Linked DNA regions of Mus musculus: region 1 is linked to region 2. Evidence: chromatin loops called from intact Hi-C (ENCODE). Cell type or tissue: heart. All regions are shown on one strand. Links, peaks and the distances in the headings refer to the core of each region. The heading gives the core; the rest is flanking DNA.

Region 1 (5,379 bases), core at 207-5,206, 510 kb after region 2:
CAACCATATGCAGGAAGCAGAGTCTCCCAGAAGTGGTACAAGGCTTTTAATCTCAAAGCCAATCCCCCCACACCATGATGTATTTCCTCCATCGAGGCAGCACCTGAATCTTCCTAAACATCTGTACCCACTGGGGACCAAAGTTTCAAATGCCTGAGATTTGGGGGAGGGGGTAGGGTGGGGGACATTTTCCTTTTAGTCACCACACCAGTTTTATTTTTCAAGGAAATGTCTGGGAACTGGCAAAGGCAAGCAGTCCCCTCTTGCCAGGAATCTCCAAAGGGTGGGGTTCATGCCTGCTCCTCCCTCGAGCCCAGAACCTTCCACTGGGCTGTGAGATGGCTGGGTGGAAGAGCCCCTCCCAGAACCACAGTGCAGTAGGCAGGGAACTGAGCAGGGAGAGAATCCAGGCCTGTTTCTGCCTCTCTCCAGAAGAAATGCAACACCCCAGCTCAAGAATGTCACAAGCCCAGGCCAAGTCTTTGCCTTAGGAGGTCATCTAAATGGCAATCCTTTGGGCTTGCCCAGGGGGCTGTTTGTACACAGTGTGGACGCGCAGGTGGTCCCCACAAAAAAACTGGAAGCTGTCTGCTGGGATTCTGTGAGGCTCCATCTGCATTGCTGATGAAGCCTCTGAGAGACTAGAGTGAAAACAGGGTTTAATTTTCACAAAGGCCAATTCAGAGGCACGTTTCCGGTCCTGCCCAGAGAGCCAGCATCTGTGTGGGAGAACGTGATTCTTAGCTGGCCAGAGACCACACAGGTCCTGCCAAAGTCAAAGGGGTGCATACACGTGCCTACTAGCAAACTCCCTGTATACCCGCGTGCACACCCACACTTAGATAGAAGAAGGTCTGGGCCTAGATCTGAGTCAGGAAAATGCATCTATTCTGTGAGACTGAACCCATGGGCCAGTGGGGAGTTAGTGCACTTTGGAAGGGGGGCTTCTACCCCAGCCTTGGTAGCTCAGGGAGGGCTTCCCGGAAGAAATGACTCCTCACAGAGCGGCACAATCTAATGTAGCAACCACCAACCATGAGTATCTATTTACGTTCAAATTAATGAAACCAACTTCAAATTCAGTTTCTCAGGCTAGGGAGGCGGATCTAAACTGCTTGAAAGGCAAGCGTGGAGACCTGAGTTCAACCCCCAGCATCCATGTAAATAAAACCCACAGGCTCAGCAGTGTGAATGTGCACTCTCAGCGCTGGAGAGGCGGAGAGGGGATGTATGGGGTTTACTGGCCAGCCTGTCCAGTTGAATTGGTGAGTTCAGGGTTCAGTGGGAGACCCTGTCTCAAAAAACCAAGTGAAAAGCAATAGATGAAGATGCTTACTTGATGTTGACCTCTGGCCTTTACACATGTATACAAACAGACACACACACACACACACACACACACACACACACACACACACACGTGCTTCATTCGTGCAGTCACTCTTTTAAATGGCCAGTGGTTACCTCGTTGGATAGTGAGAGAAAGAATGCACCCTTTGCCAGAGGAAAACTTAGATGTCAGTTCCATGAGGTCAGGGAAAGGTGTCCCTGTCCTGTGGAACAGTTTCAAGATTTAGAGGGGTTGGAACCCCGAGCACAGGTGTGAGGAGGACGGGGTTCACAGGGCTGCACAGCAAGAACTCAGGCGGCAGAGGCAAGGTCAGGTTTCTTCACTTGAAGTTCGCACTTGGGGAAATGGCCTTCTAGGGCGGGGGGTGGGTGTGTGTGTGTGGGGGGTGTGGTACCTACAGGATGCGGACAGTCATTAGTGTTGTGTTTTATAAAAAAAGAAAAAGAAGCCAGGGATAGGTTTGGTGGAGGAGCTGGGATGGTGTGGAGGAAGGGGGTGCCTCGGCCGGCCCATGCTGAGGCACCCCTTTCCCCTTAGAGACCAGGGACACAGGGTATAATATAAAATAGAGTTTATTCAGGGCATGGGAAGGGGAGAGAGAGAGAGAGAGAGAGAGAGAGAGAGAGAGAGAGAGAGAGAGAGAGAGAGAGAGAGAGAGAAGGGAAATGGGAAGAGAAGGGACAGAGGGGAAAGAGAGGAAGGGAGTAAGAAGAGCAAGAGAGTGAGGAGGGGCCAAGCAGCCCCTTTTATAGTGAGTCAGGCATACCTGCCTGTTGCCAGGTAACTGTGGGGTGGAGCCTAGAAGGAATACCAACAACTAGCATCTAGGGCAGCCAAGAAGAGAGGAGGGCTTGGCTTGGGCTTATGCTGGGAGGGTCTGGGCACTCGGGCTTGAGTGTGGGGTGGTTGTGTGGTCCTCAAAGACAGAAGAGGGACCTGGTGTGGCCTAGGCTGGTGGAAAGGGAAATCACCTGGCAGGTGGAAGAAGGTGCCTGGTCCCCTGGAGAATGCCAGGGTGGGAGGTACTGACTGCAGGTATCAGAAAGGGACTGGTGTGGGATTTCTGCAAACACCAAGCTCCAGAGTTCCCAGCAAGTAACAGAGCACCTTGGGAAGCAAAGGCTAATGGGTGGTCATGGGGCTTGTGTGCGAGAAGACTGAGGGAGACAAGGAGCCCGAGAGGCCGCTTAGGATGTGGGAACAACAGCTGTCACTCTACGCAAGGTTGCTGTAGGATGCAGGGCAATGTCTGGCTCCAGAGGTGACAGAAAATGAATGTGGTAGTCAAAGAAAACAGGGCCACAACCCCTGCCCCTGCCCCTATTCCCATAGGCTCTTCAACCGTGGGCCCTTCTTCCATTTTCCTGGACACTCCCAGGTCTGTATCTCTCTTGAATTGTATGGGTCAGCAGCAGAGGTGTCACATGGGATTTCTGAGATCAGGCTGTCAATGCGTTATGACTTCTGCTCTATCTGGAACACTTGTCTTGGAGCCCAGCGTGTAAACGCCTACTAGAGGAAGTCTGGGCCGGCTCAGAAGCTCCTCGGCAGGTTTTCTGGGGGAAACCCAGCCCGTTTGAGTGTATGGACAAGTTTCTGCATGATCTTGACCACAGGCACCGAGGCCCCAGATGTCACACAGGAGAATAAACTGTCCCTTCTGGGACTTGTCCAAATGCCTGACCTGTGGGATCCATGAGCACAGGGACAGGGGCATTGTCTACCCTGCCTCATTTTGGGGTGTAGCGACTAGGAAAGAGGCAGGAAGCAAACAGATGCGTCTGCGGGCAGTGCTGGGGACCTAGCATTAACCAGATGTGGGATGGAGACTCAAGGGCTTGGGGGAGGGGAGGGGTGACTTTGTCTGGTCAGAGGGTCAGGCAGGTGAGGTAGAGCAAGCTCTGCCGCTCAGGGGCTGGCCATAGGATGGTGGGGACTTGGGTGAGGCAGCTTCTGGTGACAGCAGCGAGGTGTGTCTTACACCTCTGTATTCAGTTCCTTGCTTCCCCCTCCCCCACTTAGCCAGCTGTCTCTAAGCCTTGGTTTGCAGACCTGGAAGATGGTAGCATCTGTCCCTCTCTGCTTTGTAGCAACCACCAGGGGGGAAAGTCTCTTAACAAGAGACCCTTCCCTGTATATGACTTAAGTGTTGTAATAAAAGACAAGATTGTTTGCATAGTTCTATAGATAACAGAGACTGAAGTGGGAAAGGTAGGGGCATGACCAAACCCTCAGAGGACTAGCCTTTGGTTTGTGTCCCCTAAGTCTCTCTTCACAACTCTGTCCTTTCCTGGATCCTAGCAGGTAGGACAGCTGACTTGCTGGGGCCCAGGCTGGAGTCCCATATGGCCCTGTGCTGTGTCAAGCATGATTCTTCAGCCCCAGCTCCTCAGAAAGCTCTTGAATTCTAAAGACCCATAGGCATTGTGGACCTGAAAGTGAGATCAGCTGTGGAAATACCTGCCCTAAGTCACACACACACACACACACACACACACACACACACACACACACACCATATACCTATACCATAACATACACACACACACACACACACACACTACATACCACCCTCCCACAACCCCTCACACCACAACACTCACACAAATATCATACACACACACACACCATACCATACCACCCCTCTGCACAAAATGCCATACCCCTTCCCTACCACCACCCCACACATGTACCCCATATACCATACCCCTCCCTCCTCATCATACACACACACACACACACACACACACACACACACACACACACTTCTTCTTTTTCTTTTTCTTTTTTTCTTTTCTTTTTTGGTTTTTCGAGACAAGATTTTTCTGTATAGCCCTGGCTGTCATGGAACTCACTCTGTAGACCAGGCTGGCCTCGAACTCAGAAATCTGCCTGCCTCTCCTCCCAAGTGCTGGGATTAAAGGCATGCACTACCACTGCCTGGCTAGACACACATGAGAATGCATACACATACCACGCACTACCCTCCCACAACCCCTCACATAACAACACCCCCCAAAATACCATACACACACACACACACACACACACACACACACACACCACACCACTCCCCCACCATATACCATACTCTTTCCCTATCACCACACCACACCACACACATACCCCATGTAGCATAACCCTCCTTTACCACACCAACCGCCCCCCACAACACACACACCCTACGCGTGTCCCACCCTCTTCCTGGGTTCCTGGCTGTGTGCTCCCCCTTTCACCCCCAAGCCTGCCGGGCTTGGATCTGCTGCCCTCCTCAGCATCTGGTTCCTCCTCAGGATGTAATGCTGTTGCCCCTAGCAACCGAGTTTCAGCCTGATCCTCTTCCCTCCTCCCTCTTTCTGGACCTCTGCTTTCTTCCTCCCTTCCCCCAACCTCAGAGCCAGTGCCCAGACCCAGAACTCTCCCAGAAGATCATGTGCCAGCTTAGTGACCAGCGAAGCTCTCTGATCTTCCCAGTTTGCTAAGCAACTGATGACCACGGTCAGTACTCTACCTGCCTGGCTGACTTGGAACTAAGGTAGCTGAAGACTAGTGCTGGAGGCACGAGGGGTGTCCTAGACTTGCAAGTGGGGCTCTCTGCACACCCAGGCACAGAGTCAGCAACTAGAGAGAAGGCGGTTGACTCCAGAGATAAGAGAGTTCCCCGGCCAGGAGGTATGCAAGAAGAGGCTATCTAATGAGGATGGTGCTGGTATGGCTCAGGGCATTAAGACAGGCAGCCCTCACATGCCTGGCTGTCCCTTTCAGCCATAGTTTTTTGTTTTGGGTTTTTTTTTCTCTTCCTGTCTCCACAGTCCCTTCTTTCTCTACTCTCTCGCCTCCCAGATGAGTCGCAGAGAGGACAGCTTAGGGAGAGGCTCTTGGAGAAAATGACATCATCAACTTCAGGGTAAGCCCAAGGCTGGGAGCAGGGAGACATAGCAGGACATAGCAAGACAGTGGCCACCAGACCCAGCACTTTCCTGCCTCGCTCCTTTCTTTTCCAGACACCCATAGCTACCCTGCTGCCC
Region 2 (5,379 bases), core at 206-5,205:
TTACCAATCCTAAATCTGATAGGGGACTAATATCCAATATATACAAAGAGCTCAAGAAGCTGAACTCCAGAAATTCAAATAACCCCATTAAAAATGGGGTACAGAGCTAAACAAAGAATTCTCAACCGAGGAATACTGAAGGGCTGAGAAGCACTTGAAAAAATGTTCAACATCCTTAATCATCAGGGAAATGCAAATCAAAACAACCCTGAGATTCCACCTCACATCAGTCAGACTGTCTAGGATCAAAAATTCAGGTGATAACAGATGCTGGCGAGGATGTGGAGAAAGAGGAACACTCCTCCATTGCTGGTGGGATTGCAAGCTTGTACAACCACTCTGGAAATCAATCTGGCGGTTCCTCAGAAAACTGGACATAGTACTACCGGAGGATCCAGCAATACCTCTCCTGGGCATATATCCAGAAGATGTTCCAACTGGTAATAAGGACACATGCTCCACTGTGTTCATAACAGTCCTATTTATAATAGCCAGAAGCTGGAAAGAACCCAGATGTCCCTCAATAGAGGAATGGATACAGAAAATGTGGTACATCTACACAATGGAGTACTACTCAGCTATTAAAAACAATTAATTTATGAAATTCTTGGGCAAATGGGTGTATCTGAAGAATATCATCCTGAGTGAGGTAACCCAATCACAAAAGAAGTCACTTAATATGCACTCACTGATAAGTGGATGTTATCCCAGAAACCTAGAATACCCAAGATACAACTTCCAAAACACAAGAAAATCAAGAAGGAAGACCAACTCGTGGATACTTCATTTCTCCCTAGAATAAGGAATAAAATATCCATGGAAGAAGTTGCAGAGACAAAGTTTGGGGCTAAGATGAAAGGATGGACCATCCAGAGACTGCCCCACCCGGGGATCCATCCCATAATCAGCCACCAAACGCAGACACTATTGCATATGCCAGAGGGATTTTGCTGAAAGGACCCTGATATAGCTGTCTCCTGTGGGGCTTTGCCAGTGCCTGGCAAATACAGAAGTGGATGCTCACAGTCATCTATAGGATGGACCACAGGGCCCCCAATGTAGGAGCTAGAGAAAGTACCCAAGGAGCTGAAGGGGTCTGCAACTCTATAGGTGGAACAACAATATGAAGTAACCAGTACCCCCCAGAGCTTGTGTCTCTAGCTGCATATGTAGCAGAAGATGGCCTAGTTGGCCATCATTGGGAAGAGAGGCCCCTTGGTCTAGCAAACTTTATATGCCCCAGTACAGGGGAAAGTCAGGGCCAAGAAGTGGGAGTGAGTGGGTAGGGTAGCGGCGGGGGGAGGAGGGTATAGGGGACTTTTGGGATAGCATTTGAAATGTAAATGAAGAAAATATCTAATAAAAAAAATTCCAGTCTGGCCCAAGAAATTTTTGTAATCATACCCACACAGTTTTCAGTTTGGAACAGGATTCCTGCTCTCAATCCAATAGTTATGAGATGTGAAAGACAACATCCTCCCTCAAAAAAAAAAAAAAAAAAGTCCTTTTCTATTTTTCTATACAACTATCCTTTCCCACACCCCCATGGATGAAATTACATTATTTAATTCGTGTTTTACAACTATTTAAATGTCTCCTTTAAAAAAAAACAGAAAAGAAAAAAATGTTGCCTATTTTATAAAAGCTCAAAGAGGTTAAGGGCCCAATACTTTAACCAGGTCATATGAATTGAACATCAGATGCAAACATTTGGCTGCAATTCCTGATACTGTATTTCCTGCTGTGGAGAAATTAACTAAGGCACACTGAAGCCTGGGAAATGGATACTGCTGGTCTGTTCTGATTTCTTTGAGATATAATACTGTGCTGTTTTGCACCAAAATCTCCAGGCTCTCTCTCCCACTGATGGAAGCCAGGACAGACTCACAGAATGGCCAAAGAACTTCCCGCCATGAATGAGACTGAAAGGAAAAGGCAAAGTGCTGTGGAATTGGGGCTATCTTCTCAAGGGTACGGCGGCAAAGGTGAAGGGGCCCGCAGGGGTCCCGTGGCCCCAGCAGCTGGCTCGCCTGCAGATTCTAGTAGGAGGCAATAGCAAGGTCCCGCCCCCAGGGTAGCACGACCCAATCAGCAACAGGTATAGCGCTCTGGACCCGCCTCCGCCCCCGCGGCCATATAAGGCAGGGCCTGGCGGGCCTCAGCAACGCAGTAGTCGACAGACTTCAGGCTGGGGTGTGGAGCCCCGGCCACCGCCGCCACTGACGACCCCCGCCCCCCACATGCAGCGCCGCCCCTCTGTGGCTGCCCGTGAAGCAAGGCTGCCAAGCCCCGGCTCCGCCTGCCTCCCTCCTCGCGGCTTTCTGCGTCCTCGCCGAGCGGGCGCGATGCGGCTGGGCCCAAGGCCCGCGGCGCTAGGACTGCTGCTGCCGCTGCTGCTGTACGCCGCGGTGGCTGGCGCCAGCAAGGCGGAGGAACTGCACTACCCGCAGGGCGAGCACCGGGCGGACTACGACCGCGAAGCGCTGCTGGGTGTCCAGGTGAGGATACCAGGCTGGGTACCGCATCGCCATGGGCTTTGTCCTGTGACAAAGCGGGACGACCAGAGAGAGAGGCCTTAGCAAGAGCGGCCTGACAATGGGGTCCGGGCGGGGCTCAGCTTTCGCTCTAGGAGACCCTGAGGCCTGTAAAGCTGGTGGTACTGTTGCAGTTCCAGAACAAGATTCTTTCTATTCCTGGATCCAGGGACAGGATTACTTAGAGTGGTAGTGGGGGCGTATTGAAGAGAAGTGTGGGTCATCCTGAAACCACTGGGGCAAATGAGGCATGTGGTAGCTCTGTTTCCTTCCACCATCACGCCCCACTGATTGTAATGCTTGATTCTCCTGTGTGTGGTTTCCCTCCCAAAAGGAAGACGTCGATGAGTATGTTAAACTTGGCCACGAAGAGCAGCAAAGACGATTGCAGTCGATCATAAAGAAAATTGACTCGGACTCTGATGGCTTTCTTACTGAAAGTAAGGACTGACTTGCACCACCAACAATGGAGAAAGCCCTTTGTAGGAAATTAATGTACATTTAAAAAAAAAAAACTGTTGTCTATTGAATTCTAGTAGATTGCTGGTGTTCTAACAAGCTAAAAGTAACTGTGATATGGAAAATAGTTCTTATGCCTGGAAGGTGGGCTACAAGTAAAATCAGTGCTTTGATGGTATGTAAATGTTACTGGCCCTAAGAGAATAAGTTTGCCAGTCATACCTTGAGACAGACTCTTCCTCACATCACTTTTCTCATTGTCCATAGTATGGTTCATTTTAGAGACACTTGCCCAAACCTTTCTTAGCACATCACATGATACAACATTCCTTCAGTATGTAGGAATTTTAAGAATCTGCTTTTATTAGTTTATTATAACAATTAGCAAATAGAAACATCCCATCAAATGTGAATTATATCGAAACATTAAAAAAAATGGTGCTAATGGGGACTTAGAACCAGCTTATCTATCTCTTCATAGAGTTGAAGAAAGTCACATTCAGGAGGGAAAACCTTATTTTTAAATAAATGGCAAACCCAGGAGTGGAATTCAGCTCTTAGCCTTAATTCAATTTTTAATGTTCTTCATTCAAAACAAACAACAAAAGAGTGCTCTTAGGTATGTTCTTAGGCAGAAATGGAACGTACAGTGTAAAAGAATATTCTAAATAAATTACTAGCAATTTCTTCCTCAAGTGAACCTTGAATCTATCAGAATTCTACCTATACTATCAGGTATTCTGGGTTGATCTTTTGAAGGTTCAGAATCTGTCCTTGTGACAGCAAGCTGTTTGTGGTGTCTCTCCTTTTAGTGTTGGTCAGCATCCAGATAATGAAGTTACGGAACAGGGAAATGCTGTCAATAAATAGTCACATTGGTGCCCTCAGGCTTGTTCCTGTTAAACCATGATGAAATCTCTAAGCTAATAGAAGGATAGTGGTCTGCCTTGTTTACAAATGGAGTTGATCTAGAAGACTTTAGTACTTGTTGGGGTCTAGATGTGCTTAAATAGTCTGATCTTCATTTTATAGGTAAAGAGTTTGAAAGGTAAGCTATGGTTTAGGGCCAAGCTGCAATGTGAGCCTGTGCTTCTGGTCCCTGATACATTCTGCTTCCTACTAGGCTCCACTAAGTCCTTTAAGGTAGAAGAAACACTCGTTGTGCTTAAGGAAACACAAACCTCTGGAGGACCCTTAAGAGAACGTTACTGATTTGAGTTTTGAGGGCCAGAGCTTGGAGTCTAAAGCTGGGCCCAAAGGCCCTGAGGCACACTTAAACCAAAAAACGCAGACCAGCTTGGGCAATAAGGAGAGACCCACAACTTTAAAAATAGTAGACGTTCTCAAGAGGTAACAAAACACCATTGTTAGAGCTCTGAAGCCAAAAGCAGGTGAGGGTCTATAGACTCTTAGCTGTGAAACCTTGGGCCTTTCTGAACCTCAGTTTTATTAACTGAAATAGTGATGATTATAAGTTGGGTCAATGGATGGTTGCATAATAAATATTAGGGTCTTGGAGTGGGAAGTAGAAATCATCTGTGCGTGTCTATGTACCTGAGCCTTTATAAGCCAGCAGAGAAGCAGCGGTCTTTAGTCTCTTGATGCACATTACCTTTAAGCCAAGTGCTGTACACTCATGCTCTTCTTGCAAATATTCGTTGTAACCTCCTTACCTATCTTCTATAATGCAGTGTAATAATTGCCTCTACGAAGAAATCATGAATCTGAAAAGGGGCATTTGAAATTTTTGAACTTGTTCTCTATGCCTTCAGGCACCAAGAGAATACCGGCAGTTATACAAGAAGGACAGAAATTATCATTACTACTTTGTTGAAATTTCTTCCACATGCAATGATGCTTAACAGAACTATACTAGAGCAGTATTTCTCTGCCTTCAGGGGCTTGACTACTGTTCACGATTTAAACCATGTCTGCTAACACATCTTGATTAAGGTGTGGTGGGCCCAACTGCAATCAGTCCCAACTCTTGAAAGGCAGAGGCAGGAGGATTCTAAGTTTGAGGCCAGTCTGATCTATGTAAAAAGTTCAGGTACATAGCGAGACCTTGTCTTAAAAAAAAAAAAAATTTTTTAAAAAGCACACACTGTATGTGTATATAAAATATATATGTACATATATATTTTTTATTCAACTCATAAGTTAAAGAAAAACTTTAACCTTTTATAAATAATTTTTTTCTAAAGCATTCAAAATTGTATGCTTCTTAAGAGACATGATAATTCCAACATCCTTGGACTCTTCCACTCTGCCAGCTCTCCCCATTCCTTATTTTTATTAATACTATTGGGACACTTTGTCAGGTTTTTCAAACACTAATGTTATTTTTTTCAAAAAAAAAAAAAAAAAACCAGAAATCTTCACTCAG

What was found. Hi-C counts contacts between places; a loop is a spot of excess contacts. Peaks named below come from ENCODE experiments on the same cell type or tissue, not always from the same donor. Only the 100,000 strongest peaks of a DNase experiment are listed, where the experiment ranks them.
Region 1: a loop joins it to region 2, with 2.0 times the contacts of the local background. A loop is called at or near these places in 1 of 42 quality-filtered maps.

The regions. Positions count from the first base shown.
Region 1 is chr9:56,547,067-56,552,445 of GRCm38, forward strand. No RefSeq gene overlaps it. Among named protein-coding and RNA genes, the nearest start is that of Gm31529, 30 kb to the right of the region's middle. In heart, for the core only: a CTCF peak has its summit at 2,860; DNase peaks (open chromatin) are centred at 355, 685, 2,885 and 4,755; H3K27ac peaks cover 1,144 bases.
Region 2 is chr9:56,039,707-56,045,085 of GRCm38, forward strand. It overlaps Rcn2 (reticulocalbin 2), which reads left to right and starts at 2,139. Exons shown (of 7, transcript NM_011992.2): 1 at 2,139-2,498; 2 at 2,869-2,974. The coding sequence starts at 2,346. In heart, for the core only: a CTCF peak has its summit at 2,098; a DNase peak (open chromatin) is centred at 2,135; H3K4me3 peaks cover 2,150 bases; H3K27ac peaks cover 1,587 bases.